2 separate regions of the Homo sapiens genome follow, and region 2 is linked to region 1. A link is a loop called in an ENCODE intact Hi-C map of the cell type or tissue named here. Cell type or tissue: HCT116. All regions are shown on one strand. Links, peaks and the distances in the headings refer to the core of each region. The heading gives the core; the rest is flanking DNA. Region 1 overlaps CCDC60 (coiled-coil domain containing 60). Region 2 overlaps SRRM4 (serine/arginine repetitive matrix 4).

The links. Peaks named below come from ENCODE experiments on the same cell type or tissue, not always from the same donor. Only the 100,000 strongest peaks of a DNase experiment are listed, where the experiment ranks them.
Region 2: a loop joins it to region 1, with 8 times the contacts of the local background. A loop is called at or near these places in 4 of 110 quality-filtered maps.

What each region holds. Positions count from the first base shown.
Region 1 is chr12:119,404,896-119,420,034 of GRCh38, forward strand. All of the region lies in intron 1 of CCDC60 (coiled-coil domain containing 60), which reads left to right. All of the region lies in intron 2 of PRKAB1-AS1 (PRKAB1, TMEM233 and CCDC60 antisense RNA 1), which reads right to left. Among named protein-coding and RNA genes, the nearest start is that of CCDC60, 78 kb to the left of the region's middle. In HCT116, for the core only: a CTCF peak has its summit at 8,480 (motif pointing left); a DNase peak (open chromatin) is centred at 8,496; H3K27me3 peaks cover 74 bases.
Region 2 is chr12:119,012,422-119,027,560 of GRCh38, forward strand. All of the region lies in intron 1 of SRRM4 (serine/arginine repetitive matrix 4), which reads left to right. Among named protein-coding and RNA genes, the nearest start is that of SRRM4-AS1, 32 kb to the right of the region's middle. In HCT116, for the core only: a CTCF peak has its summit at 8,522 (motif pointing right); a DNase peak (open chromatin) is centred at 8,520.

The DNA of each region.
Region 1 (15,139 bases), core at 7,015-9,514:
AACAAAAATGCTCCCTCACCTACCTTTGAGGCACTTGGCTCACCTCCTTCTAATTTGCATGATGAACCTGCTTGGGTCTCTGATTAACCCCAGGAAAGCATGAAAATGAGCATTTGACATCATCAAGGGCATCCATGCTTGCTCCTCTTTGGAGAAAGGAGCTCCTCTATTCAGGCTTTCACGTTTGAAAATAATAAGCAAGTTCAGCTCATTTCTCCACCCCAGGCTGCAAACTGCAGCCTTCTCCTGTCTCCGTGCACACCCCCAGGAACCGTGTTTGCTAACAACCAAGAGGAAGGTGTTTTGCTTTTCAAACAAGCCTGAACCCCAATTGGTTTCTCAGCGACTTGATCCTCATTGGTGGCAACTGCGGTTTCTCATCCAGCGTTGTTATTGATTTGGTCATAAGTAATTAAGGAGATAATTCTTACTCAATTACATTTCCTTGAATTTCCTGAGGTTGCTAACTCTGTTCCCCGGCTGTATTTTCTTTTCCAAATTAATTTTGTCTTGACTCTGAAATGAGCATGGATATTACAAGGCTTGTTGTGCTTGTTGATTTTCACGGTAACAAAGTCGGGCTCTGTATTTTAACTCCAACTAGGGCTCTCAAACTCTGTTAGTTTTTAGAAAATTAATGTAAAACATTCTCAGATTTAAAAAAAACCAAAAACAAATATCATCAAAAATCTTCTGCTGTAAAGCAGGAGTCCCTCTTCCCTGCCCTCTTCTCATCCTTGATGCCATCCCTCAGGGCAGCCGTGTCTAACACTTTTTGCTACTTCCTCCAATGACCCGTGCCTCTAAATTATATAAGTTTTACGTGTATTTCTTAGTTTATGCATTTAAAACTTGAATAATTTTCTGCTGTGAAAGATGAGGATCTAGTTACCGCATCCCCACACCACTCCCCACCCCTAACTCCCACCCTCCAAAAGTAGCCTTACCTTCAGCTCCCCTAGTGGTTAATTCTGTAATTAAAAAATATAGATGAGGCTGGGTGTGGTGGCTCACGCCTGTAATCCCAGCACTTTGGGAGGCCAAGGCAGGCGGATCCCCAGAGATCAGGAGTTCGAGACCAGCCTGACCAACATAGAGAAACTCCGCCCTTACTAAAAATACAAAATTAGCTGGGAGTGGTGGCACATGCCTGTAATCCCAGCTATTCAGGAGGCTGAGGCAGGAGAATCGCTTGAACCCGGGAGGCAGAGATTGTGGTGAGCAGAGATCGTGCCATTGCACTCCAGCCTGGGCAACAAGAGGGAAACTCTGTCTCAAAAAATATATATATATATAGATATATATATATAGAGAGAGAGAGAGAGAGTTGGGGTCTTCTTGCCTCATTCACCCTAGACAGCGTCTTTGACTCCTTACTTTGTGGAAGAGATGAGGGTCTCATCAGCTCCCCTTGCGTCTTTATTACTATTTTTACATTGTCAAGATCAATAGCATTCACATTCCATACCCATAATTCAGTTTCCCAGGCTTTGTCTCTGAGTTGTCTAAAAGTTGAAAAATCAACACATATTGAAGTTTTATTTTCATCCCTTCATCCACTCACTGAACAAATAACTGCCAAGAAGCCACTCTTTGTTTGGCATTGTGCCTGAAACCAAAAACACAATGTGACAAGGTCATACTCCTCGCATACATTGCAATGCTAGAATCCAGAGGAGGAGAGAGAAAACAGCATTTACAATGTAAGAGGAATAGCTGCTTAAATCAGTGGTTTTGAATATGTTTAAAATATGAATACAAAACATAATAAAAAGGTAAGCTGAATATAGCAAAAAAAAAAAAAGGTTTTAAATTGGAGCTGCTTGGTTTTCTTTTTACTTCATGAATATAAGCCAAGTCTTGGTGCTCCAGCCCCACCCACTTACCTACATACCCCCACTGATCCTCAGGCTGAAGCCAGAGCACCAGAGGATGCAATACACTAGGGTTTCTCTACTTCCTCCAGGGACTGAGACATGGTGACAGGCATCACGGCTGCATTTTGGTTTCATGTTTGTAAAGTTCCTTCATCAGCAGTGAGTCTTTACAGCATTCAATGTTCATAACACGCTGGCTGGAAATACCACTTTAGGGACAGCTAAGGACAAATATCTTCTTGTCATGAGAGGTGCCAGAACAGTCACCACAATGCCAGTGGGGTCAGCAGAGAACACCGAGGGGACATCCAGGGCCATAGGGGGGTATATTCTGACTGCCCTTGGCATGAATGTCCCATCCAGGTGGGGTGTGTGTACGTAAATGGAGCATAACACTAGAAGCCAGGTGGCCAAGTGCAGTAGGAAAATTAAAATTATAAGATGATGTATCTGGCCAGGCACTGTGGCTCACACCTATAATCCCAGCACTTTGGGAGGCCAAGGCGGGACAATTACTTGAGGCTAGGAGTTCAACATCAGCCTCGGCAACATAGTGACAACTCACCTCTACAAAAAAAAAGAAAAGAAAAGAAAAGAAAAAGAAATTTAATTAGCCAGGCATGGTGGCACGTGCCTGTGGTCCCAGCTACTTGGGAGCCTCAGGAAGGAGGATCACTTGAGCCCGAGAGTTCGAGACTGCAGCGAGCTATGATCATGCCACTGCACTCCAGTCTGGGTGACAGAGCAAGACCCTGTCTCAAAAATAAATTAATTAATTACTAAAAATATGTTGTATCTATCCAAGCACACATGCATGCATATGTACCAATTAAGAAAGCCCGAGATTGTTGTTCTACTTGCTTACCTTGGAAACGACCCAGTAGTTTCTTCACTTAATGATCACCACTGGGTTCATTTCCTGACCCTGTAGTTATATGCAGTCACTCTGCCCCTCCATGCCTTGGTAGTGGCTTTTTTTTAACCCATAAAATGGGCACTCCAGAAGGTGTATTTCTTATGGCTCTTGCCCAAACAGTTAGCAAATGGCAGAGCTGGGATTTAAAACCAAGTCTGTCTGATTAAGTCTGTGCTTTTCAATACTACAATCTACTGTCTCCTGTGGTAGTTCAGTTATGGAATGATCTTGTTTACAACCAAGTCATGCCCAGGCCGTGGACAAAAAATTAAATTAAATTAAAAATAAAAAGGTTTTCTCTGCTTTATTTTATTAGAAATAAAAAGGTTTTTTTTAAATGCATATGGGAGCCAGCTAATGGCTCACACCCTGAAACAGACCAACACATTTTTCTTGCCAATAGGGGAGACTGTTATAGTCAAAGAAGAGCTATTAATTTTGTGACTAGCCCCTAAAGAGAAAGTAAATGAGTTTATGTAACCCAAATCATCAACTGTTTCTTGTGGAGAGTTTATTCCTGTATAGCTGTATTTCAGTTACATATTTCTATGTGACAAATTACTCTAAACCTTAGCAGCTTAAGGCAACAAACATTGATTATCTCACAATCTCTGTGGGTCGGGAATCTAGGCATGGCTTAGCTGGGAGCCTCTGCTTCAGGATCTCCTGAGGCCACACTGAAGATGGCAGCTGGGCCTACAGTTATTTCAAGACTCAACAGGGAGACGGCTCACTCCTGAGCTCATACACTTGGCTATTGGCTGGTATCAGGTGCTTTCTGGCTGTAGGCTAGAGATGTATTAGGCTGGTGCAAACGTAGTTGTGGTTTCTGCCATTTAAAAGTAATAGCAAGGGCTGGGCGCAGTGGCTCACACCTGTAATCTCAGCACTTTGGGAGGCCGAGGTGGGTGGATCACGAGGTCAGGAGATCGAAACCATCCTGGCTAACACGGTGAAACCCTGTCTCTACTAAAAAAAATACAAAAAATTAGCCAGGCGTGGTGGCGGGCGCCTGTAGTCCCAGCTACTTGGGAGGCTGAGGCAGGAGAATGGTGTGAACCTGGAGGCAGAGCTTGCAGTGAGCCGAGATCAGGCCACTGCACTCCAGCCTGGGTGACAGAGCGAGACTCCGTCTCAAAAAAAAAACAAAGAGTAATAGCAATAACCGCAATGACATTGGCACCAACCTAATAAGTTTCTTGCTATGTGGACCTCTCCCAAAGAGAAGCTCACAACTTGGAAGCTGGTTTTCCCCAGATCAAGAGCAGGTGCCCAAGACAGAAGCCATGTTTATCCTGTAACCTCATCTCAGAAGGGACATTGCATCACTTTTGCCATGTTCTAGTCATTAGAAGTGAGTTACTAGGTTCAGCCCAACCTCCAGGGGAGGAGATTATACAAGAGTGTGAGTACCAGGAGGTGGGTATCATGGGGGATATCTTAAGAGGCTGCCTACCACAGACTCCGGTGTAGGGGAAAGCAAAACCTAGATCCTGATCATCGCCAACCTGGGTGCTGGGTGCCCCGGGATCTCCAGGCAAAATAAAAACACAGCTCTTGTCTTAGCAACAGTGTTGCTCAACCTCAGCACTCTTGAAAGTTTGGAGCTGATACGGCTTTGTGGGGGAAGAAGGACTGTCCTGTATATTGTAGGATGTTTAGCAGCATCATGGGCATCTACTTACTAGATGCACCACCCCCCAACCCCCAGCAAGTTGTGACAGCCAAAAAGAACTTCTGTAACACCTTGGGAAGTTGCCTGGTTATCTACTGAAGGTCTCCCTTGCAATGAGGAAGAGGAGGTATTGCAGCTACTAGGCAGCAGCAAGACCTTAATGAATGACATCTTTATTGTCCCCAAAATGTACTCCAGCCCTCACACCAACAAACAATTAAGAAATGCAAAAAGATAAATGATTTGAGATTTTGCAAACATAGAAGACTGGGATTTCACTCAATATCCATTTTCTGTGTTCTAATAAAACTTTATTTACAGAAACAGGCAGGCTTTTCCGTATCTTCTTGGTCCTCTGTGTTCCTTGACAGTTTCCCCGTGTGTCAGTCTTTGGCCTTCTAATCTTCATAATCTTAGTATCCTCTTCTCCCCTCCTCCCTCCAAGGCCCCCCTCTCTGTCTCTGTCTGTCTGCCTCTCTCTGTGTGTCTCCTTCTCACTCTTTCTCTCTCTCTGCCCTCTTTTCCCACCTCCCTCTCTGACAGTTAATTCAACACTCCTTACCTTAACTTCCAATTCCATCCTCTTCTCAGAGCTCCAATCCATGCATTAATGACAGCCTCTTAGCCACCACTCTTGTTCCCAGATTCAGCTCCAAAGACTCAAGAGTTTGGCATCAACCTGCTCCAGCCTCCTTATAGTCCCACGATACTCAATACCCTGACGCTCTCCAAGATACATTGTTATGTCAGGGGAAATCAGGACACAAACAGTGCTACCATGTGTATTTGTGTGAAAGGTAGATGCTAGTGTTGGAAAGAGTGTGTGTGTGTGTGTGTCTGTGTGTGTGTGTGTGTGTGGTTTCCAAATCTCTCTGGAAGGATACACAAGAACTTGATAACACTATTCATTTCCAGGGAGGGAAATGAATGGTTTGAGGACAAGGTGGAAGTAATACATTTTAAAAAGTGATGTACCTTTTGATACATTTTTTTAAACCATTTGAAAATACTACTTGCTTTAAAAAAACTAAAGTAATAAAAAATGAAATGACAGAAAACTCAGTGCTCCATCTTCAGTCCTTCACTGGGCCCTCACCCCTAAGCTGATTTTGCCGAAATGGCTTCTCAACAGCATTACCAGCTTCAGGAATGTTCTCTCCTGCCTCGTGACATCAGGAAAACCTTCATCACCACACCCCAATACACACACACACACAGGCACACACACACATCCCATACTCTGCATTCCAACCATTCCAGCTCCTTCTGGTTCCTTCTGTCTGAAACACCTATAGGGCAGAAAAAGTAAAACCCTTTACCTCACCCATCACAGTTCTTGGATGATATCCCCATAACAAAAGACGTATTAATGAAAGAAAAGCATAACAATTTTTTTTGAGACAGAGTCTCGCTCTGTCACTCGGGCTGCAGTGCGGTGGCGCGATCTCAGCTCACTGCAGCCTCTGCCTCCCCAGCTCAAGCAATTCTCCTGCCTCAGCCTTCTGAGTAGCTGGGACTACAGGCACGCACCACTACACTCAGCTAATTTTTGTATTTTTTTTTAGTAGAGACAGGGTTTTGCCATGTTGGCTAGGCTGGCCTCAAGTGATCCCCACACCTCAGCCTCCCAAAGTGCTGGGATTACTGGCATGAGCCACTGCGCCCGGCCACATTTATTTTTTTAACCGAAGTTTTACATAACATGGGAGCCTTCAGAAATGGAGACCCAAAGACCAAGGGAAAACTGTGTTTTTATGCTAAGTCTGATGAGAAGAGTGGATAGTTGTAGAGAAACGTGATTGGACAAAAAGGGGTGTTATCTAAAGGTAGTAAACCTAAGGGGAGGTGTGCTTAGGAAGGCATGTTTGTTCAGATTCTTTTCTGTGTCTCTGTAAGACATTTTTCCCCCAGGTATGGGACCAGAAACATGTCACATAGAACCATCAGGATGGAAGGGAGGAGGCCAGACAGTAGCCTTTCTAGGTTTTATGGCTTGCTTTGGGAGAGCGAAATTCTAGTTTCTGTGAGCCAGCTTGGGGGTGAAAAGCCTCGTTCATGTTCTGAACCCGGGAGGCGGAGGCTGCAGTGAGCCGAGATCACACCACTGGACTCCAGCCTGGGCAACAGAGCGAGACTCCATCTCAAAAAAAGAAAAAAATTGTTATGCTTTTCTCTCATTAATATGTCTTTTGTTATGGTGATGTCATCCAAGACCCTTGTGATGGGTGAGGTAAAAGGTTTTACTTTTTCTGCCCTATAGGTGTTTCAGACAGAAGGAACCAGACAGAGCTGGTTCTCACCTTGGGGGTGAGAAATTCCAGTTTCTATGACCTTCTCGGGAGAGAAAGAGGAGAGGTGGAAAGAAAGTCAGAGAGACCTTGTTTCTGAGCCTGTTCCCATCTCTTTCCATCCAAAATACTTAGCATGCCAAGGCACCATGTTTTGGGGTATCATGTTCTGAGCCCCGATACACCCTTTCCCCCAAGTTTTGTGTTCAGCACAGTCTGAATCGCTGCCAACAACCCTTCCAGCCCCCACACGGTTTGATGCCTGCACTTTCCTACATTGTAGTTAAGTGTCTCCTACTAGACCACCAGATCCCTGAGGAAAGGATGGCCCCTTGTTCAGCACCACATCCTCAGATATTTTCTAACTCCTAATAGATATTTAAGAAATATGTGAGCTGCTCTTGCCCCTCACTGAGCCTCAAAAGGTAATCCATGTAAATTTCCATCGAATGGCATCCAGGGGACAGCATTGTAGAATTCATATCCCAGCATCTCTGGTGTCACACTAAAGCTCAGCCCAAGAGTCAAGCTTCATCCAGCCCCAAGCAGCTCTCCTGAATCTTGGCTCTTTTCTCTTTCACCAGTGGCTTAAGCTCAGCTCTGCTTCTGCTCTTCACATTAAAAAAAAAAAATGAGGTTAAAAGTTATTAGCCAATGGGAGGCTGTGTTTCTTTGGACCTTCAGGGGGTTCACTTGATTGTTGCAGAGATGTCAACTTTATCTTCTTCCAGGGAGAGAGAAAACGGATGGAAGCCACTTGGGGGCTTAACCACCAACACACATCCTTCTTATCAGGACATTGGCAATATGAAAGGATACTTTCTTAGGTCACTCTTTGTTTCATTTATCCAGGATGAATTGCCAAATAAATTTTTTCATTTCCAAGAAAGGAAGTAAACTGTGGTGTAATATGCAATAAACAGAGCCCTGCAGCCAACAGGATACGTTTAAACTTCTGGTTCTAGCCCTCACTCACTCGCTGGGTGACCTCTGGCAAGTTATTTAACTTCTCTGGGTCTCGGTTCTCTTAATCAGAAAATAGAGATAATCATGCTATCAACTTTTGGAGTGGCTGTGAATATTTAATGAGAAAAGACAGGTAAAGCCCCCCACCCCCCCCCACCCCCCCATGCAGGAATGGTAATGGGGCACATTGATGCTGCTGTTCCTTACTGGGTCTGTGGCAGACATTGCTAATCAATCACAGATACTTCTTCTGATAAGACTGGACTGGAGGACACTCCAGACAGAATGACTACTCGTGGGTAGATTGAAGCTAGCGCTCAGATTGGAGCCCATTTGCCATCTCAAGCCTCCCGCATTTCCAGACACGCCATTTGCAAGGTTCACGATACAGAATAGAGTGGTTGTCACATCCCGGGGCTCCTGTTTCCTGAAGCTCCTCCAGGACTTTGAACAGCAGCCGCTAGCCCATCGTACAGATTCCCATTAGCTCCCAGGGTCTGACAGCTGGACTGCTGGCCCCTCATACCTAGTCTTTCAAAAGAGCTTATGAGATTAATGCATTTGATTAATTTTTTTAACTGGGTGGATAACACATTGGCTGTTGGCATGCCAGCTCAGTCTCAGGGCTGCTGGGGGCTCATTGATGCTGGCAGCCAATTTCCATTTCAATCAAGTGAGAGAAGAGGGAGGCAGAGAAAGAGATTAAAAGAAACCAGGACTTGATTGAAAGCTATGGCATCTAGCGCCACCTACTGTTATATCGCTGCATCGCTACTTTTGCTGACCATCGGGTCACTGACAGTCTTGCTCGGCCCTTAAGGCATCGCGGGGGGAACATTTTCGTGATCTCACACAAGTTATATTTTTCATTCATAGCTCATAATTGATTCAATGTGTATAAACTACAGGTACTCCTGGTATAGTGAGAGTAATAGTGACATTTCCTTGGCTTGTTTTGGTTCACAAAGCCCTGTGTACCAAGTGGGCCTCTCAGCATCCTCATGGCCCCTGCATGAAGATTAGGCAGTGCCAGGTGGGAGCCCGGAGGTACACAAGAGATGACTTTCTTCGGGTCACGCAGGTGTGGTGCATGGAGAGGGGATTCCGACTCCACATTCTTTTCTCCTGAATCCGTCCCTTGTCCACCTCTGCTCCCCCAGCCCACCTTGGGGCCTGGCTCCTCAAGCCCCTCAGAGAGCAGTCCCCACTCCATATGTGCCAGTGCGTAATGGGGATTTTACTGAAGGGTTCACAGAAGAGAGGGAGAAGGTTACATTGCACCTCACACAGGAAAAAACAATAATACAGTCCTTTAGCTGCTTGTGGGTTCTTTTCTGGATGTCAGTTCCCCCTCCCTCACCTCTTCTCCCAGGCCCCCTCCTAACCCTGCACTGTCTATCACTCTGGTTTGCTTTTTTTTAGATGGTATCTCACTCTGTCACCCAGGCTGGAGTGCAGTGGTGCGATCTTGGCTAACCACAACCCCTGCCTCCTGGGTTCAAGCGATTCTTCTCCCTCAGCCTCCCAAGTAGCTGGGATTACAGGCACGCACCACCACACCCAGCTACTTCTTTTCTTTGTAGAAGAGAGGGGATTTCACCGTGTTGGCCAAGCCGGTCTCTAACTCCTGACCTCAAGAGATCTGCCTGCCGCAACCTCCCAAAGTGCTGGGATTACAGGTGTGAGCCACCACGCCCGGCCACTCTTGTCTTTATTAGCTGGAGCCATCCTCACTGTGTGTCTCCCTCAACCCTCTTCATACTCACCTTCCTTCTCAGCAAACCCTTCTTTAAAAACAGGAAGGATTTAAGAAAGAAAATAGTGGAATAATGTCTTTCCTTCCAGTTCAAAGGATGGGAAGACTGAATTTTCAGGGAGGCTTAATGGCTGAGGACTCAAGTTTTTTGTCTTGTTTTGGTTTTTGTTTTTATTTCATTTTGTTTTGTTTTTAGAGACAGAGTTTTACTCTGTTGCCCAGGCTGGAGTGCAATGGTGCAATCATAGCTCACCACAACCTCAAACTCTCGAGCTTAAGTGATCCTCCTGCCTCAGCCTCCTGAGTAGCAAGGGCTACAGGTGCATGCCACCATGTCCAGCTAATTGTTTTGTTTTTTGTAGAGAGAGAGGTCTCACTATGTTGCCCAGGCTGGTCTCAAACGCCTGGCCTCAACTGATCCATCTTGCCCTCCCAAAGTTCTGGGATTACAGGCATGAGCCACCACACCTGGCCTGAAACCTAGTTTTAAATGCAGGAAGACCAGGGTTCTCATCCTGGTTCTGACCACTGACCAATTGTGTAACCTTGAACAACTTCATCTATTCTTCCATTTCTCCTTCTGTAAAAGGGACAGTTATTTTTTAATAACCATCTCATTGGTTTGTTGGAAGAAGTAAATGAGATTGATAATGCAAAATGCTTAGCACAGTGCTGATGTGTAGCAATTCTTCAATAATTTGTCAGTTTCGGTGACTTAGCCTCACCTTTTTTTCCACTCACTGATTAAAGGGAGATTCCATTCACTTAGACTAAAATGCAAATAGTGTATCTCTCCAGAGTTGTGCAGCGTCCAACCTGTGCATCCTTATATGACAGCCTGCCAGGCTTACAGAGACCAAGGAATGCATCACAGCAAAGAGTTAAAGGATAAACCACAGCTAACAAATTGAAAGTGAACTGATAGCACAAAAGCATCCTAGGAAAAAAGGGCAGCAGGTGCAAAGACCCTGTGATCAGAATGAGCAAGACACTTAAGGGAGGCTCACTGGCTAGACCATAGAGATCAGGACAGTGGAGCAATGCAAGATCACACTGAAGGCAGGAGCTAGATCACAGAGCTGTGTAGTTCCCATCAAGGATTTTGGACTTTAGTCTAAAAACAATAAGGAAAATTTTAGGCAATGGAGTCATGGGATTGGGTGTGCATTTTGGAAGGGTCAGCTATGTGGACAATGGACAAGGAAAACAAGAATGGAGGAGAGAGGTCATCGGAGGCTGTGTCTGTTGTCCAGGTGGCTTGCAGCAGCGTGGGAATGACACTGGTGGGAAGACAATGGAGGGAAAAGACTGGAGAGCTCTCTAGGAAGCAAAGTCAACAACTTGGTAAATTAGCTCAGGGCTTAGTAAACTTTTTCTGGAAAGGGCCAGATGGTAACATTCTAGGCTGTGCAGCCTCTGAAATAACTACTAAACTTCGCTGTTATAACAGGAAAACATCCACAGACAGTAATAAGCACATGGGTGTGACTGTGCCCAATAAAACTGTAATATACAAAAGCCAGCTGCAGGCTGTAGTTTGCTGATCCCTGGATTAGATAAGGGGAGGGGAGGGTATCAAGGATTGGAGGGTACTGAGCTCTCCCACTTCCTGTCTCTGTGACCTTGAATAATTGACTTAACCTCTCAGATACTGGGTTTCCTTTCCAGGAAAACAGGAATAAGGATTCCTTATAGGGTTGGCATGAGGATTAAATAAGGCAGTGTTGGCGAGGCGTAGTGGTTCACGCCTGTAATCCCAGCATTCTAGGAGGCCAAGGCAGGCGGATCACCTGAGGTCAGGAGTTCGAGACCAGCCTGACCAACATGGAGAAACCCATCTCTACTAAAAATACAAATTAGCCGGGCGAGGTGTTGCATGCCTGTAATCCCAGCTACTCAGGAGGCTGAGGCAGGAGAATTGCTTGAACCCAGGAGGCAGAGGTTACAGTGAGCCGAGATCACACCATTGCACTCCAGCCTGGGAAACAAGAGCAAGACTCTGTCTCAAATAATAATGATAATAATAATAAGGCAGTGTCTGCTGTGGGACAAACAGGGAGGTCTCATTCATGAACACACTCCAGTGAGGAATATCCAGCTACATTCAAAATGGCCATCAAGGGTAGAAAATGAAGTTCTTTATTACTGAGGCCCTTACACAAAGAACAAATAGAACTTACACAGAAAAATTGGAATCTTTAGGAAGGGGAAAAAAATCCCTGCTGATTACAGCTTTCCTCACACAGCTCAATAGATTTTTTTTTACTTCAAAACAACTCTATAGGTGGGAAGAGGGCTCCAGCCTGAAGCAGGACTGAAGAACAGATAAATTGCATGGCATTAAATAGAATGCTTATTTTGCTGGTTATCTTTTTCTTTCAGGTGCCCTGAGTTTTTTCAAAAATTTCCCCACAAATCAAGGGTTGGGCCAGGATTTAGAATGGAGTCTTTATAAAGAGATTCCCGGCCGGTCGACGTGGCTCATGCCTGTAATCCCAGCACTTTGGGAGGCTGAGATGGGCAGATCACCTGAGGCCAGGAGTTTGAGACCAGCCTGACCAACATGGTGAAACCCCATCTATACAAAAAAATACAAAATTATTCGGGCATGGTGGCACATGCCTGTAATCCTAGCTACTTGGGAGGCTGAGGCAGGAGAATTGCTTAAACCTGGAGGCAGAAGTTGCAGTGAGCCAAGATCGCGCCATTGCACTCCAGCCTGGGCAACAAGAGCGAAACTCTGTCTAAAAAAAAGAAAAAAAGAACATTCCCACCCCTCCCCTCATCAAAGTTTAACTCAGTAGTGTTCTCAATTGAGGGTGATTCTGCTTCCCAGAGGACACTTGGCAATGTCTGGAGACATTTTTATTGTTGTAACTTGCAGGAGAGATGCTACATTGTATGATGTACAAGAAAATCCCCCACAACAAATAGCGATTTGGTCCCAAACTTCAGTCATCCTGAGGAAGAGAGATCTTGTTAACCAGCCTGGGATGTTGCCTGGAGGAGGAAATGGTTTATCTTTACTTTTTGGAATACATCAGCAAGATTTTTCTTTCTACCCCCCTTTTTCCTTTTTCTCTTACTTTATCTCTTTTATTGGCTTTTGGCTGACAGGCAGGCATACAATCCTCCTTCCCAGAGCACCCAATTTCCTTTTATGGAGTTACTTCTGCTCTATTAGATACAATCAGGCTCTGTCCCCCTAGTTATTTAACTAGTACCTGGTCCTGAGCAGGTGCATAGTGGCCCCAGAGAGCCCAGTAAAGGAAGTGGTTAAGGTGTGACCTTAATTAAGTCCTCAAGAAGAGGTACTGACATAGCCAGGGCCTCAACACTTAGCCAAAACAAACAAATCAACCAAAAAACTATGACAGGTGGTGACTTGTAGGTTCTGCTGGGCCACAATTTCTCCAGCCTCAGGGGCATGGGTCCTACCTTTGTTTCCCAACTTCATCCAAGCTCCCACCCTGAATGTCAGCAAGAAGCCCAGACCCTTCCTTTATTCCCAAAGCACGGCTTCCATAAGGCAGTCCTGCTTCACTGACATTTACGGAAGACCCAAGCAAATTAACTGCAGCAAAGGAAAACCTGAAACTGGGGTTTCAGTCACTTCATATTTTTTCCCTAACTTGTAAAAGATTGTAGAAGATTCCAAACCTACAGAAAGTTTGCAAAAATAGTACAACAGGCAGTCAAATACCCTTAACTTAAATTCACAATGTTATCTTTTTGTCATGTTTTTAACATGTTTCCATATTTTTCATATGTATGTATGTATGCATACATGTGTGTATATATGTATGTATGTACTATATATATAATATGTGTGTATATTTACAATTTTTTAAGCTGAGCCTCTTGAAAGTCAGTTACAGACACTTCACACCTAAACACTTCAGCATGTATTACCGAAGGACATTCTCCTTCATAGTCACAATACAGTTAACACAGAAATTTCACATTAACCCAGTGCTATTATCTTTTTCTTTCTTTTTCCTTTTCTTTCTTTCTTTTTTTTTTTTTTTTTTTTTTTTTTTTTTTTTTTTTTTTTTTTTTGAGATGGGGTCTCACTCTGTTCCCCAGGCTGGAGTGCAGTGGCGCAATCTCAGTTCACTGCAGCCTCTGCCTCCTGGGGTCAAGTGATTCTCCTGCCTCAGCCTCCTGAGTAGCTGGGACTACAGGTGCACGCCACCACGCCCAGCTAATTTTTGTATTTTCAATAGAGACAGGATTTCACCATGTTGGTCAGGCTGGTCTCCAACTCCTGACCTCAGGTGATCCACCCACCTCAACCTCCCAAAGTGCTGGGATTACAGGCGTGAGCCCCAATGCTGTTATCTAACATAAAGTTCATGTGCAGATGTCCCTAGTTATCCCAGTCATGCCCTTTATAGCCTTGTCTCCAGTCCAGCATTCAATCAAGGGACCATGCATTTCATTTAGTTGTTGTGTCCCCTTGGTGTCCTAGAGAAACAGATCTTCTGCCTTCTTCCTCTTTTATGACATTGTTAGAATACAAAGAGGTGTATCCCTTGGACTTCTCTCCAAGAAAGAACTTGCCAGCAGGCGGCACAGGTAGCTGAGACTCTCCAGCTGTTGACACCGCCAGCATCCACAGCAGCTTTCATGCAGCGGAAGTCAGAAGCTTCCCCAGAAATTCCCCATCAGTGGGCACTGGCCATTTCTGCCTTGTGCTTGGGCTCAATCAAGCAATCTTTGCTCTGGATCTCCCTGTTGCATTGGCTGGACTCTGTCAGATCTGCATCATGGTCTAGGGCTCCCCTGCCAAATCCCACTTCCTCCTCCTTTTCTCTTTCATGGGCTTACCCGCAATGAGCATTTTGTAGTCCTTTCTCCGTGTCTGCTTCCCAGAGGCCCCAACAGACACAGACATTGACATCTTTTAAGAGTCCAGATCACCTATTTTGTAAAATGACCTTCACTTTTTATTTTTCTGATTGCTTTCTCATGATTAGATTCAGATTGGACCTCTGGGGCAGGACATGTATGTAGGTGATGTAACCATGTAGGCGATGCTGTGCCCTTCCCAGTGCATCACTTCAGGTTCACCTGATAAGAGTTTGTCCTGTCATTGGTGATGCTAAGCATAGCCATGATGGTTAAAGTGGTGTCCGCCAGACCTCACCGTTATATGGGTATCTCGTTTCCTTTGTAACGAATCATTAACCTGTGGGGTTAAACCTTGAGACTGTGATGCATTCATCTTCTCATTCATTCAGCAATGACAGAAAGAATGCAGAGCCAGGCCCTGTACCATGTGCTGAGTATCAGAAGCTTCCTTCCCAGGGATCATTGTTCCTTCTCCTCTTCTTCCCAGAGGACTCCTGCTGCTTTGTCTCCCCTAAGTTCTCAGTAGAGGACTTGCTCGTCTCCCCAGATGACAGTCTCTCCTTCTACCACCTCTCCCTGACAATCAAAATTTCCTATAAAAGATGCAACCTGTCTTCAACAAGGAGAGATGTTAAATAATTCTTTTTTTTTTTTTTTTTTTTTTTGGAGACAGAGTCTCGCTCTGTCGCCCCAGGCTGGAGTGCAGTGGCACGATCTCGGCTCACTGCAACCTCCGCCTCCTGGGTTCACGCCATTCTCCTGCCTCAGCCTCCCGAGTAGCTGGGACTACAGGCACCCACCACCACA
Region 2 (15,139 bases), core at 7,376-9,875, 390 kb before region 1:
TCTGTGAACTCTGTGAATTCTTCTCTCCTGGCCACATTCCCTGCCCCCATACTCAGCCTTTCCCCACTTTGGAACTGTAGGGCAAATTTATAACAATTATAAGAACACAGTTTTCTCTTGTTGTTCTCATTCTTCTACCTGTCTGTTCTTTTCTTTCTCAACTAACAGACTCCCCCAAGATGATCTTTGTCTACCACTGAGTCCCGCTCTCTTTCTTCAAGGGCACTCCTGCTCTCTGAGCCAAATTCTTCCTTCAGCCACATGTGGTCTCTATCCTTGTTCTTTAACCCATGATTCTTTGATATTTCTCTGCAAAGACCCTACAATGTTCCTTTATTTTTATGTGGTCAGATACTTCTCACTTGTGCATTTCCGCTTTTCTTGTCTCTATTGATACTTCCTCTGTTTGGTGATTTTCTCTGTTGATATTTACTACATCTTCATTGACTCCTACCCAAGACACAGACAGACCCAATTACCCTCTAAACCTTAGGGAAGGCGCCAAAGAAAAATTTCACCAGGTGTTTTACATCAACCTGGGAGGTAATGCTATTTACTCTCAGCATGCACTAGGCCACAGGTGGAATTAGCAGAAGGAAAGGTGAATGCTGGATCACCCTCCAGCATCTCCAGATATGCCTTCACAGTGGGGAAACATCATTATTGTTTCCTTAACTAAGTTAAGTGACATGATCTTCAAGAATACTAGATCAATGTTTGCACATGAGTAACAAACAAAATTTTGGAGTCAATCAGGCTGTTTCCTTTCTGTACCATTTTGCCCCTCCTGTAGCATAAAGAATGTCAACAACAACAAATCTGTAGCATTTCCAGTTCAGAGATGAGAAAAATCAGGCCCAGAGAGGCTAAGCAATTAACCCAGTGCAACACAGCCAAAACAGAACATGAACCAGGGTTAAGATTCAAATGATATGATTTTCAGATTTTAAGTTCAGTACTGAATGATCTGCTTTCTTCTAAATATTTTGTAAATGAGTTTTAATCATAAAAGTTACACATGACAATGGTTTATAAAAAGTACTGCAGAAGTATTAAAAAACCCCAAAATTTCCTTCATCTTAACTTTGTACTCCTTTCTTTTAGACACAACTACTATTGTGCTTTCTAATGTATTCTTCCAGAAATATTTTATATGAAAATACAATGTATTATGCTGGGAAACTTGCCTTTTCTTCTTAACTTTGTATTTTGGATTTTTAAAATATATGACTGCATTTAGAACTACCCTGTTATTTTTTTAATGGCTGCATTATATTTGATTGTATAGATGTATCATTTATTTAATCAATATCCTATTGATTTATAATCAGGTTGTTTTCAGGATTTTTGCTGTAACAAACAGTACTACTGTAAACATTTTGGTACATTTATTTTGGCCTACCTTGGAGGGTATATCTATACTATAAATTCCTAGAAACGGAATTGTTAGAAATTTCCAGAAAATGATACTGTCTCATTGCCCACCCCAAAGTGTGCATGCTACCCTCCCCTTCTTCCCAACCCAGGGTATAAGAATCATTTTATTTGACCATTACTTGATGGTCAAAGTACTTGACCATTACTTGATCATTACTTGATAAGTTGGAGAATTATCAAGCTCTTTCATCTATCCATTCTGAGAGTTAGAAAGTAGTGTATACTTGTTTTTCTTCCTTTCTTTAATGAGTGAGGCCACACGTCTTTGCATGTTTGTTGATAATCTTATATTTTGCTATGATTACCTTTTCATGTCTTTCATCCGTTTAATAGAATTTGATTATTCTTTTTTTTAATTTGTAAGAGCTCTTTGCATATTAAAGGAATTATTCTTCTGTCATATGTGTTGCCTCAAACTTTCTGTTTGTTTCCGATGAGTACAGAGATTTAGAACAGACAAAAAAAATTATAGGTAGCTTTTGGAGAAGGGATAGGAATTAAAACGGGATTTTATCTCCTTCCCCGATCCCCACCCCCCACCTCTCTACCAAGAATGACTTGCTGTAACAGATGGAGAGCTATGAGTCAGAACAGGTATGATGCTCTAATCTCTCCTCCTGCTGGACCTGGGTTCAAAGGAAGGCAGGTATTAGAGGAAAGAAAAACTGTCTGCAAGGAGGCTTGGGCTATTTCCCAGATCCAAGCTGCAGTTGGCAACCTGATCCCCATTCCCAAAATGCCACTCCATGTTTTTAAAGAGTAGACACAAGGTAGCATATGGCCTACAGGAACCCTGCAATTTTTAAATTTAGGAAGGCACAGGAAGTGAGGAGGTAAGAAGGGAGGTACAGTGGGCTCCTCTGGGGCTGTTTAGCTTCAGAGGGTTGGGAGGGGATGGCTTTTTCTGCTTCATAAGAGACCAGCTCATCCCTGGCCCCTGAAACCATGGGAATATCTTATGATTACATACAATTCTGTTAAAGCGAAAGTACCCTGCAACCCAACTACACCCCTTCTAGCTTGGAGAAACCCTCACATGTGCCCAAATGCTGTTCAAGAAATTTGTGGAAGAATTGAGTGATTGGATTGATGTTTATGGCAGCATTGCTGTAATTGTGAGAAATTAGAAACAACTTAAGTATCCAACAAAAGGGGAATTAATAAATACTCGATTGTGATCTGCCAATAAGATGGAATGCAATGAAGCAGTCAAAATGAATGAGGCTGAACTACAGGTGTGGATATGAGAAGTTGACCAAGGTGTTTGTTGAGTGAAAAATGGCAGCCGCAGGTAGATATGGAGACAGTATGACACTGAGGAGTCCAGCATCCTCCTCTGCCTCCCCAGCATGTAATCAATCCGCCAGCAGGTCTATCACTTATAAATAAAGCCAGAATCCCTTTTTCTCCATCTCCAGTGCTAGAGAACTAGTCAGAGCAGCCATCACCTCTTCAACCAGACTTACAGGGACCATCTTTCATAAACCCCACTGCTATTGACATTGCTTACTCCCCTCCAAGCTGCGCTGCATGCAATAGCTACAGTGATCAATTATAAACCAAACCAGTTCCATATCACTCCTCTGCTCAAAATCTGTGCTGCTGTGCTCTGAATAAAACCCCAAGCTCCTGTCAAAGCCCCAGCCCCTACTTTCCTTCCTCTTTTGGCCCTCACTCACCCTTCTACATGCTCTTGCCTTTTCTTCTTAACTTTGTATTTTGAATTTTTAAAATATATGACTGCATTTAGAACTACCCTGTTATTTTTTTAATGGCTGCATTGTATTTGATTGTATAGATGCATCATTTATTTAATCAATATCCTATTGATTTGTAATCAATCAGGTTGTTTTCAGGATTTTTGCTATAACAAACAATACGCAAATTCCTCAGACACACTATCCTCATCCCAGGCTTAGAGTCCTCGCACTTCACCCTGGACTGTCCTTCCCCCTGATTTCTGCATGGTCAAGTCCTCCTCATTCTTCATATTTCAGCACAATTATTGTGCTCTTGGGAAGGCCATCTCTGATGACCTGTAGTGGTCATCAGACCATGTAAATACACGCCTTGCATATTCATGCCCACCAAGAACCTTTGAATGCGATCTTATTTGGAAACTGCGTCACTGTGGATGTCATTAGTTAAGATGAGGTCACACAAGAATAGGATGAGCACTTAATCCAATACAACTGGTATCCTTATGATGAGGGGAGAAGACACAGATGCACAGGGAAGATGAAGGTGAAGGCAGAGGTTGGAATGATGCTGCCACAAACCTAGGAATGCCAGAGCCACCAGAAGCTGGAAGAAGCAAAACAGAATCTTTTTCTAGAGTCTTTGGGGGAAGCGTGGTCCTAACAACACCTTGATTTTGGATTTCTAGCCTCCATAACTGTGAGAGAATGTATGTCAGTTGTTTTAAGCCACTCAGCATGTGGTACCTTATTATGGTAGTCCTAGGAAATGAACACAATCCCCCCAGCCCCATTCAGTAACCACCTTTCACATCACACTCTATGAGGGGGACTCTTCCTGGAAATGAGCAAAGTGTGGTTTTTGCCCTCCAGAGTTCAGAATTCAATACGATGTAATTAAAAAAAAAAAAAAGAAAAAGAAAAAGAAAAAATAGACTGCTGCATTTCCCCAGCCCAATTTCTAATCAAGAATTATGAAAACCATATAACATAGACTTTGTATTTTCCCTTTGTCTACCAGGAGACTCAAATACAAATTTATGGTTCAACACTCGTTACCCTGGGAAAGGTTAGACCTTGCAGATCCCTGTTCCATATTCTCCTCCATCACCTTGGCCACTGAGTGCCATTTACTTTTTCTTAATTCTGACTTTGCATTGTTTGTTTGTATTTTTACCTCTTTTACTATGTTTTGAGGGGCTTATTGGTAGTTTTCATTTTTCCTTTACAATATCATGCTATGGAAGTGCTTGGGAATGACAGGGTAGCATACTGCAGACAAGGCACGCTGACTCTGAACCCCAGCTCTGCCAGTTCCTGGCTGTGCAACCTTAGACCAGTCACTTCATGTTTCTGCACCTCAGTTTTCTCATCTGTAGAATGGGGATTAAATACCACCTACTTCATAGTATTGTTGTGATAATTAAATGAGATGATATTTGTAAATACTATGGGGTCTGGAATATGAAAAGTACTATCATGCTTGTTAAATAAACAGCAAACTTTAATATCCGCATGGATTATAAGACTTTTTAAGATGGAGTTCATATCACCACAGCCTAGTCTATAAATCCCCTGAGGTTGTTTTATTCCATTTTTAATCTCCAGCTTCTATGATTGGCACAGGGTAGCTGATTGATAAGTCTTCCTTGGATGAGTGAATGAATGAAACCCATCAAGTGCATCGTGGTAGAAAAGTCACTCTCCCTTTTTGGACTTTACTGTTCCCATCTTGAAACTGACACACATTTATAATTTCTTCCAGTTCTAAAATTCCCGGATGCTATGCCTGGAAAGGCACATCAGCATCCCATTTGCTTGGACTAGGCATTTCCTTCTTTCTGGATATTTACCTCTGGAGCTTTGACTAAGCCCCCTCAAGACTGTGGGCTTGTGTGTCTGGGCTGAAGACTCAGCATATACTAAGCGGGCAGATGGCTGCTGCATTCCCTGGGCTGAGGAAGATGGGAAGCAGCAGGAGGCTGGGGAAGAGTGTAAGGGGGTGGCAGGAGTGGGAGCAGGGGAGGAGACGTGGGTGGTGTGGCTATGCAGATGAAAGTGGAAGACTAATATCTTGGGGACTAGAAGAGGAATAACAAAGAAAGAGTGGAGTCCATTGCGGGGGCAGTCGAGAGTGAAGGTTTGTGGCATCCTTTGGGGAGGGGTCCGTCTCATCTTTGCTCTAGCAGAGACCCTCCCTCACTCACTTTGAACCTTCTTTAGGCTCATTACACCACAGTGAACTCATTCTGCCTCACTCCTCTCAGCTTATCTGCTCCCACCCACCTGCAATCTGGTAGCTCCACGCTGCCCATCTTCTAAATTCAGGCTGACCTGAGTTCAATCCTGACTCTGCCACATATGGGATATGTTGACTTGGGCAGGTTAGTTAACCCATCTGAACCCCAACTTCCTCATCACTAACGTGAGGCAGAATAATTTAGCAGGATCATTGTGAATATTAAATAAAACAATGTCAATAAAAGGCTTGACACAGAGTTGTTGTCAAGCAAAAGGGGCTCACTGCCGCCATGTGCTATGAGCCAGTACTATGACACTGGGTTTTTGAGAAAAGAAAAGCTTTACATTGAAAGTCAACTCCCAAGGAGACAGGAGTCAAACTCAAATCTGTCTCTCTGTGCTGGCTTTAAGGCAATATTTGCATTAGAAAAGTCTATGAGGATAGATTCTGAAACGAGTAGGTGATTGGTGGAAGAAAAGGGGGGTTTTGGAAAGTCCTTGGGCATGCACAGTTATCTCTGTGTGCTATTTCATGGATTCCTTGTGCAAATTTGAGGGGAATTAGTATGAAACATGCTGAGGAAATTCAGCATCGACTTCAGTTGGCCATCTTGGTTCCAACTGACTTCAGCCATTTTTTTAATCTCATTAATAAAGGAAGTTTCAGTGTTTCAGCAAGTTGTTCCTTTTCTTAACTGTCATCTTGCAAACTCAAGAATTTTTTTGTTAGTCATTGGTTTCTTTAACTCTTTGGGTCACAGTTTCAGTGTTAGGATGTAGTATGAGTTCAAAACTCTACAGCTATTGCAATTATTACAAGAAAAACAGAAAAGAGAGAGGTAGAGAGAAAAGCATTTGTTCAGATACCTGAAGAAAAAGAACAGGAAGAAATGGATTTAATTGAGAATGCTGGGTGGCCACTCGTATTTAGAAAGAATCCAATGCCTGGTACCCTAGAGTAATGGAAAGAATTACTCTACCTAATTTGTTTTGTTGTAAGTTAGAAATTTTGTATCCTCAGTTTTTTAAAAAGTAGGGTACCCCTACTGTCAAGTACCCTAGGAATCATAAAGACCCCACTGAAAATTCTAGGGAATCAAATCTGCAATCACTCACCCCCAGGAGTGGCTGAAATTTGTGAATCTCCTTCAGAATAATTTGGTTGCAAAAATCTCAAACTTAATGAAGCTCAAGTGAAAAGAAAGAGATTTATCACAGGGAACTTTCCCAGAACTGAACTGCTCCAGAATGACAGGTATGGTCCCCAACCCTTCATAACCTTCCTGGTCTGCTCCCCAAAGCTGACAGACTGAATCTCCTTGCCACAATGCCACCTTCCCTGCAGAGAGGATCTGATCGGTAAACGTGATGTGTAAATCAATGTGTCATAAATCAAATTCTAATTCAAATGCTCTGGGGGCCAGCTACTTAAATATTTAATGGAGGCTTTAAAAAGTTGAGCCCCAAATCCTTTGTGCAATGTGAACAATCAAATCCTAATCAAAGACACGTCAACCATCCCCCGGGTTGAAATAATGGGTGTTCGGCAGATGGGGGCTGCCTACAAATCTGAGCCTGCTGCCTCATTTCCTCTAGTCAACATGGGTAGTAAGGGGATTTTAGTAACTCCCTGAAGCTTCCCAGGGCTTGAATTCCCCCCCTCAAGCATTTCCCCTCCACCCACTCACTCCAGCTGTGTTTGTTTTAATTTTTTGCTCTCAGCCTGACACCTCAGACAACAGCAGTTCCTTCTTGCCTTCTCTGTTGGCAACTGCTCATGCACCCTGTTACCTTCTGAAATTACATAGTTTATTAACTTGCTACCCTAACCTACACTACCCTTCATAAGAACTCCCTTCTCTGCTCATGAACATCCTGCCACGGGCTCCCTGGGATTAAACTGCTTCTCTAAGAAATGAAACCATTGCCCAGCCCAACATCCCCTTTCCTGCTATTTTATTTGAGGAGTAGGGCTCTGTGGTTATTGATCACTTGAGAGGTAGAAGGAGGATGTTTGAAGGGAAAGGAAACACCAAGAAAACTTACAGAGTGGCAGGGAAGCCTGAGAGATCTCATAAACTACTGGCTTTGAAGCCTTCATGGGAACTTAGATGCTTTGAGAAGCTGGAAAGCTCTGGACAGTTCCCCCCGCTCCCCCCCCCCCCAAAAAAAAATCACACACATGCAACAGCACCCAGGCTGCTGCTTAACCGTACAGCACCTTTGTATGAATTAGGGAAGAGATTTGCTTTCTCTGGGTGGCACAGTGTGGTCAATGGAGTAGGGTAAACTCCAGCCCTCACTTTCCTTCTCAACAGGGCATCCTCGTGCGCATCAAAAATTGCACCACCAGGGTGGTGGTGCTGCATGGGGCCCCCACAAGTTCTCCCCTCTCTGACTTAGTTCACATCCCCTTTATCATACTGATGGGACCCTGAAGCCCAGAAGGGGGAAGTCACACTCTCAAGGTTGCAAAGTGTGTTATTTGTCCTTGCTATTTTATTTCCCTGTACCCAACATACACAGACCCTCTCACCTGCCTCCTCATTAAATAGCCCATTGATTATGCTCACCGTACTAAAAGGCAATACGACCAGTATGGTAGATAAAAATCTGTTGTCTAAATATCTGAATTAAATCCTTGTAGAAGATGCTTACATCCAAGTGTTGGTAAACCCAGTGGCCCCGGGCAGGGAGGAGCTATTCGTCTTATCAGTAACTGTCTGGGTAGAATGATCCATTTCAAACAGCGCAAGGAATGAAATCGTGAAAAGGATAAGAGTCCTGACGGAGGGGGAGTGAGTCGGAGCTGGTGGCGTTGAAAAGGTGTAGCTCAGAGCCAGCAGGCTGTCCTGAAGAGGATCATTCACGTGTGTGTTAAAGACAGGCCCGGTGTGAAAGCGCAAATGAATCGCTCAAAATAGATGAGATTTCTTTCCGTGGTAATTACAAGAGGGGCTGGCGAGAGGTTTTATATCAAAATCACAGAAAGGAAAGAGCTGGGGAAATAAAGAGGATTTTATTTGGAACCCAGAATGAGGAAGGACTTTTACAAAGAAAGCTGGGAGAGGGTGTGTTCTCTTCCAACGAGAGAATAGCCCTAATGGGTAGACAGGAAAAGGAGATGCCTTCTCGCCCGTAGAGGGCGCTGTAGAGGCAGCGGGAAAGTGATTCCTAGAGACGGTGGGGGGAGGCGCTGTGTTCTGCTGGTTCTCTGGGTGACTTGACCTGTGATTCCTCTTTCTGAGCCTTAGTTTCCTCAAAACCCAGACAAAACACATCTAGACGTCAGGTAAGTCAGGGAAAGGAGGTGAGAGAATCACTGGAAGTGAGTGTGAGAAGGGTGAGGGGGTGCTTCTGGAGACTGGGAATATTCTGTTTTGCAATCTGGTAGAAATTGATGCAGTTCTACCTTGATCATTTGGACACTCTTCTGTAAGTATATTCTAGTTTATTTAAAAGTTTACTTAAGGAAAAAAAAGAAGTGATCCTATGGTCATAGTGTCTCAGAAGAGATGAAACCTGTAGTTCAAGGCAGAAGATAAAACCACATGGAAAAGAGGCAGAATGACTAACAGAAGAGATTGGCTGACTTGAAGCTATGGAAGGCTGAGCTTTCATCAGGGTAGGGGTTCAGAGAATAAGAACACATAGGACTCCTTGAGTCAGATAGGCAGGCAGGAACTTGAGCAAACTAGAACTTTCCAAGGACCCAAGATGTCTGTGTGCACACCAGTGTGCACCAACTACCCCCAGTGGTCATTATTGCCAGATGTGCATTTTGAGGAGGTGCCTTCTCATAAATGGCTGAAAAGTCCAGCTTTTGTCCCCTCCCACTAGGGACCCCACCCCTGAACTAAAGTTAGCAGAAATAGATGTGCTTGCGACTTCATTGAAAGAGAAGAATGCTTGCTGAGGATGAGGCTTCCAACTTCATCCATGTCTCTGCCAAAGACATGGTCTCGTTCCTTTTTGTGGCTGCATAGTATTCCATGGTATATATGTATTACATTTTCTTTATCTAGTCTATCATTGATGGGCGTTTGGGTTGATTCTATGTCTTTGCTATTGTAAATAGTGCTGCAATAAACATACATGTGCATGTAACTTTATAATAGAATGATTTATATTCCTTTGGGTATATACCCAGTAATGGGATTGCTGGGTCAAATGGTATTTCTTGTTCTAGATCCTTGACACAGGGAGGGGAACAACACACATTGGGGCCTGTTGGTGGGGGAGGGCAAAGCATCAGGATAAATAGTTAATGCATGTGGGGCTTAATACCTAGGTGATGGGTTGATAGGTGCAGCAAACCACCTGTTACCTATGTAACAAACCTGCACATTCTGCCCGTATCCTGGAACTTAAAATAAAATTTAATAAAATTTAAAATAAAATAAAATTTAAAAAAAAGAAAGAGGAGAATGCTTATTTTCTTTCTCTGATAGACAAGCCTACACTTGACTCCGATGATTTCACATTTTTTGGTTACTTCAAACAAACAAAAACCTTTTGTCAAGACCCACTCTGTGCTCAGCACTGGTCTAGATGCTAAGGATTCAGTCACAACCATGGTTATTACCCGGTGGGGCCAAAATTCTAGGTAGTGATTTAAGGCAAAGAGATGATCTCCACCAGCCTTCCTTCACATCCACAAATCAGCACAAATAATCCACAAAGCAGCAATAGAAATGTAAGCCAGATGCCAAGAAGAACTTCCTGACTGCAATGTTAGTTGACTGTCTACCTGATGTGAAGGAAGGAAGCTTTACTAGACATAGATTTCATGTACCCTGGAGCTGAGTTTCTAGTCATATATTATCTAACATTTGCAGAGGGATTGTGAAGTTTTGTCACATGGTCACATATATCTCAGCATTATCACATATATCTCAAACTGAGCATGGTCACATATGTCTCAAACTGAGGCCCAGAGAACCTTTATCAATTGAAGTTTTTTCAGCTGCAGTTTTCAGAAAACATAATAATCAGGGAAATGCATTCTCCTACTTCATAGAAGTCCAGAGGCAGAGTTGGTTAATTGAGCAACTCAACTAGACTTCAGATTTGGCTCTGCCATTCTCAGGGTGTTAATGATGTTTCCCCTCACCACTGCAAGAGGGCTGCAGTGTCTCCAGCCATTGCATGAAGACACAATGAGCAGAGCATCTCTTTTTGTGTCTTTTTGAGAACAAACAAAGCCCTCTCTTGAAGCCCCCCAGAATTATACTCCGTACTTTTACCTACACCTGTCACGGTAAGAAGAATGTACTTTCCATGGTTGGCTTCCATCAATTCATTCTCTGGGGCTGAGAGCTCAGACTCCTCTGATGAGGTACACTGTCTTTCCCCCAATCCAAATGCTTGAACAGGAGCAGGATAGTGGTTAGCAATTCCTTGCTCCCTTTGCAGAAGAAAGTATCTGCTGGGTGGATAATGGTGTGTCTCAGTGACAAATTAGAAACCATGAACTAATCCCTGGGTCACAAAATGGAGATGAAACTGGGTGATTTTGCATAGAGGTGAGCACTGGGAACAGCTTAGTACCTGAGAGGGACAGTTAGTTCTGTTTATCCTTTCTTCCTCCTCGACCTAGTTTCCCTTAGGTGAGGGTGACTATGGAAGCCAAGCTCCCAAAAGACACAGCAATTCCTTTGATCCCTATCAAGAGCCAAATGATAAAGAAAGAGGTTGCAGGTCTCCAGTCACATGGCTAAGGGCTGTTAGTTGTGTCCTAGGCAAGCAGAGCTTGAGCAGTCCTTACCATCAGGCTCTGGTCTCCTGAAAGCAGCCAGTGTGACCTTCCCAACATGCAAACCAGATTATGTCACACAGCTGCTTAAAACCTTCCAACATCTTTTCATTACTCTCAGGAGAAAACTCCAAATTCTTATCTTGCTATCCAAGGTCTTGAATGATCTGGTCACTGCCTCCACCTTCTACATAAACTCATCCCATTTTCCCTCCCATTTCTTTGTTCCTGCCTCAATGAGCCCTTTCTTTGTCTTCATTGTTTCAGACCCAACATATAATAGGTGCTCAATACGTATTCCAATAGATAAATACTGTTCCTCAGCCAAATATTTTACTTACCCCTTCCCCTACACCCCGCATTTTAATTAACTCCTTCTCATGCTTTGACCTTAACAAGACTTTCTCTTCTTGCAGATGAGACCCTTCCTGTAATTCTCTCTCATTGTACTCTTGGCTTTTCTGCATGTTACCTATCACATTTATTTTTATTTATTTATGTGATTATTTGTTGAATGCCTACTTTCCCCATCTATTCATGTATTTCAAGAGGACTGTTTGACTTTCTCTCTTGTCCTCAGCTATATATGCAGTGTCTAAACCCAGCTCCTGGCCCATCATGGGGGCTCAAAAATTGTACCTGAAGCCCCAAGAAGGAGGTGCTCTGCCCGAAGTCATCCAACATGTTGAGGCTGACAAGGGCCAGAACTCAAACTCTGCTGACCCCCAGCTCCAAGTTTTTCCCGAGTCCAGCCTGTCCTCACCCAAGCTCACTGCTACCTTGCAGCGTATCTCTGTGTAGTTACCAAAGGTGCTCTCTCTGTGTTGTTGAATTCTAGCTGATGCAGTCTCACTGCCACTGCACGCAGGATGGCAGAGGGAATGTGGGCTGGGTTTCAGCCCCTGCAAGCCCCCTCGGCTGGGCCCCTTTGTGTAACTCAGCAACACACACACATAGAAGCCCTGCTCCTCATAAGCCCATTCTCTGTGTCTATTCTACTCAGCGTATCTCCTGTATGTCCTGGGTGCCCCCTCCCCTAACAGGCAGCTTGTCAGCTTTGATCTTTTAATCCAGGTTTCTCCAGAGCATGATTGATGTGCATTTAAACTGAGCTTCCCTGGGGCTAAGAACTGCTCCTGTCTAAACCCAAGGATGGCCAGGCTAGCCAGGCCTCTTAAGCTTGATCTTAGTGCCTTAGGATCTTTTCCAATCCCTTTACGTCCAACCCAGGCTGATGCTGGGAGTGAGTGTAACATGAGTGTTTTTCAGGACACTCTATCCTGAAAAACAAGGACTCTCTGTGTCTCCCTAGCCATGTATGGCGACAGTAGGAGGAGAAGGAGACCACTGGGCCATAAGCGCTCACTGTGTGCCAGGGCCTGTTCTGGGGACTGGACAAATGGGGAGTGAGAGGATACGGTGCTGCCCTACATAGAGCCTCATGCTATGTGGGGAAGCACTCAAGTCAGAAATTGCAGCATAGATGGATGGGTGCTTTGATGGAGGTTGGAAGAGTGTTCTGGGCATTCAGTGCAGAGACACGTAACCCTGGTGGGTGTGCATTAGGGTGTGTGTGTGTGTGTATTTGTGTGTAGGGAAAGGGAGAATAAACAATTCCAGGAGAAAGAACATTTACATTGAGATGTTAGCCAAACATGGAGTGTAGGGGGCAATGGTATTGGGGCAGAGGATCGGGCAGTGCAAACACCAGTATGTAAGGGGAGGCTGTCTGCATTTCAGGGGGGCTGGAATATATGGTGCAAGGAGTATGCATGGGACATGAGGCTGGACAGTCAGGCAGAGTCCAGATCATGGAGGTTTGTTAATCCAGGCCTGCTTAGATGTGGGTGTCAAGATAAGACTGCTCATATATGGAGTTTTTTTTTTTGTTTGTTTGTTTGTTTGTTCTTGAGACTGAGTTTCACTCTTGTTGCCCAGGCTGGAGGGCAATGGCATGATCTTGGCTCACCGCAACCTCTGCCTCCCGGGTTCAAGTGATTCTCCTGCCTCAGCCTCCCGAGTAGCTGGGATTACAGGCATGTGCCACCATGACCAGCTAATTTTGTATTTTTAGTACAGACAGGGTTTCCCCATGTTGGTCAGGCTGGTCTCAAACTCCCGACCTCAGGTGATCCACCTGCCTTGGCCTCCCAAAGTGCTGGGATCACAGGCATGAGCCACTGTGCCGGTCTCATATACGGATTTTACTAGGGGAACTGCCCAAAGGAGAAATGGGGAGGGAGGCTTAGAAAGCATCAGACCTCCATGAAAATGATCAGACCTTGAGCCAAGGAAAAAGGGGAGAAAGAAAGATTGGGCAAAAGCATCTTAGCCTGCTGTGCAGTTTGAGAAAGGTTTGGCAAGGCACTTTGGAAGCCCTTAAACCAAAGTTGGCCATCAGTGGAGTCCTATGTGTCCCTGCCTTAGAGTCACGGCCACCGAGCCATTGGCTGGAAGCAACCTGTGGGAGGTTTGATCTTCCACAAGGTCAGGGCTCCACATTGGAGGTCCTGGTGCCCTCTGTGGTTGAAGATCTGGGCGGTAGATTCTCATGGCCACCACATCTGGGTTTGGTTTTATTCTAGAGAGAATGGAAAGCCACAGAAGATTTTAAGCAATTTATGTCATGAAAAAAATCACTCTGTGGCTGTGGAGGAGATAAGTAGGAAGGGTTCAATAATGAAATTAAAAAAGAAATGTGAGGTGGAGCTGCTGGAGAGGTTCAGGAAAGAGATAATATTGACCTAGACTTGGAAGGTGACAGGATCACATAGAGAAATGGACAATTTGAAGTTATATTAAGGAGGCAAAATGCACAGAACTTGGTTCCTGTATGTGAGCGGTAAGAAAAAGGACTCAAAGAGGAAGTAACAGAGGACAAGGGCCACATCTATAAGTGTCACTTGTGTGCTAGACACAGTGTATGTACAGTGATCTCATTTTATCACCACAAATATCCTTTTTCTAAATTAATTAATGTTTTTAATTTTAATTTTTATTTATTTATTTATTTTTGAGATGGACTCTCACTCTGTTGCCCCAGCTAGAGTGCAATGGCGCGACGTTGGCTCACCACAACCTCCGCCTCCCAGGTTCAAGTGATTCTCGTGCCTCAGCCTCTCGAGTAGCTGGGATTACCAGCGTGCACCACCTCACCCGGCTAATTTTTGTTTTTTTTGTAGAGACAGGGTTTCAACAGAGGTTAGCCAGGCTGACCTCAAGTGATCCACCCACCTCAGCCTCCCAAAGTGCTGGGATTACAGGCATGAGCCACTTTGCCAGGCCCACAATGATCCTTTAAATTTTGTTCTAGGCATAGCATTGGAGAACCCCCAGTTTATCCACAACACCTCGGGTGATCAGTGTAAACTAATCATGGTAATCCCATTCTCACACCTGCAAATGTTTTAGGAATGGGAGAAGTCTGCTCAAGAGGCTTTGGGGAAAAATTTCTCCTTCTCAAGAAGGAGTCACATTTAGATGCTTCCTTTATTCCTCTGGACGCTGATGTCTGGGAGTGATGTCTGGGACTGCCTGGCATCTTGGAATCCCAAGGGGAGCAGCTGAGAGCACAGCTCTCCATCAAGAACAGGAGAGAAAAAAAGATGGGCCCCAAATGACATCATGGAGCACCAACTAAACCAACACTGGATCACCCACCCACCCAACCAGACTCCTGGGAATTGTGATCCTGTATTTCTCTATGGTTTGCACCAATGTGAGTTAGGGCTTTCTGTTTCTAAACTCATATAAAGTATCACCCCTGTTTTATAGACAAAGAAATGGAATCTTAAAGTCACAGAATGGGTAGGTGGCAGCGGAGGGACAAAATCCTAGTCTTCCTGAAAGGTCACGTCCCTTTTTCAATGGCAATTTTCCTTCGTGATGTCAACTCAAGTCACCTGACCATGAGAATGCTAGTAATCTTATCTTTTAAGATATTAATATATGGCACAATGAGTCAGATCTACAAGCACTCATTGTGCCTTTGCTGTATACCCTGCATGAT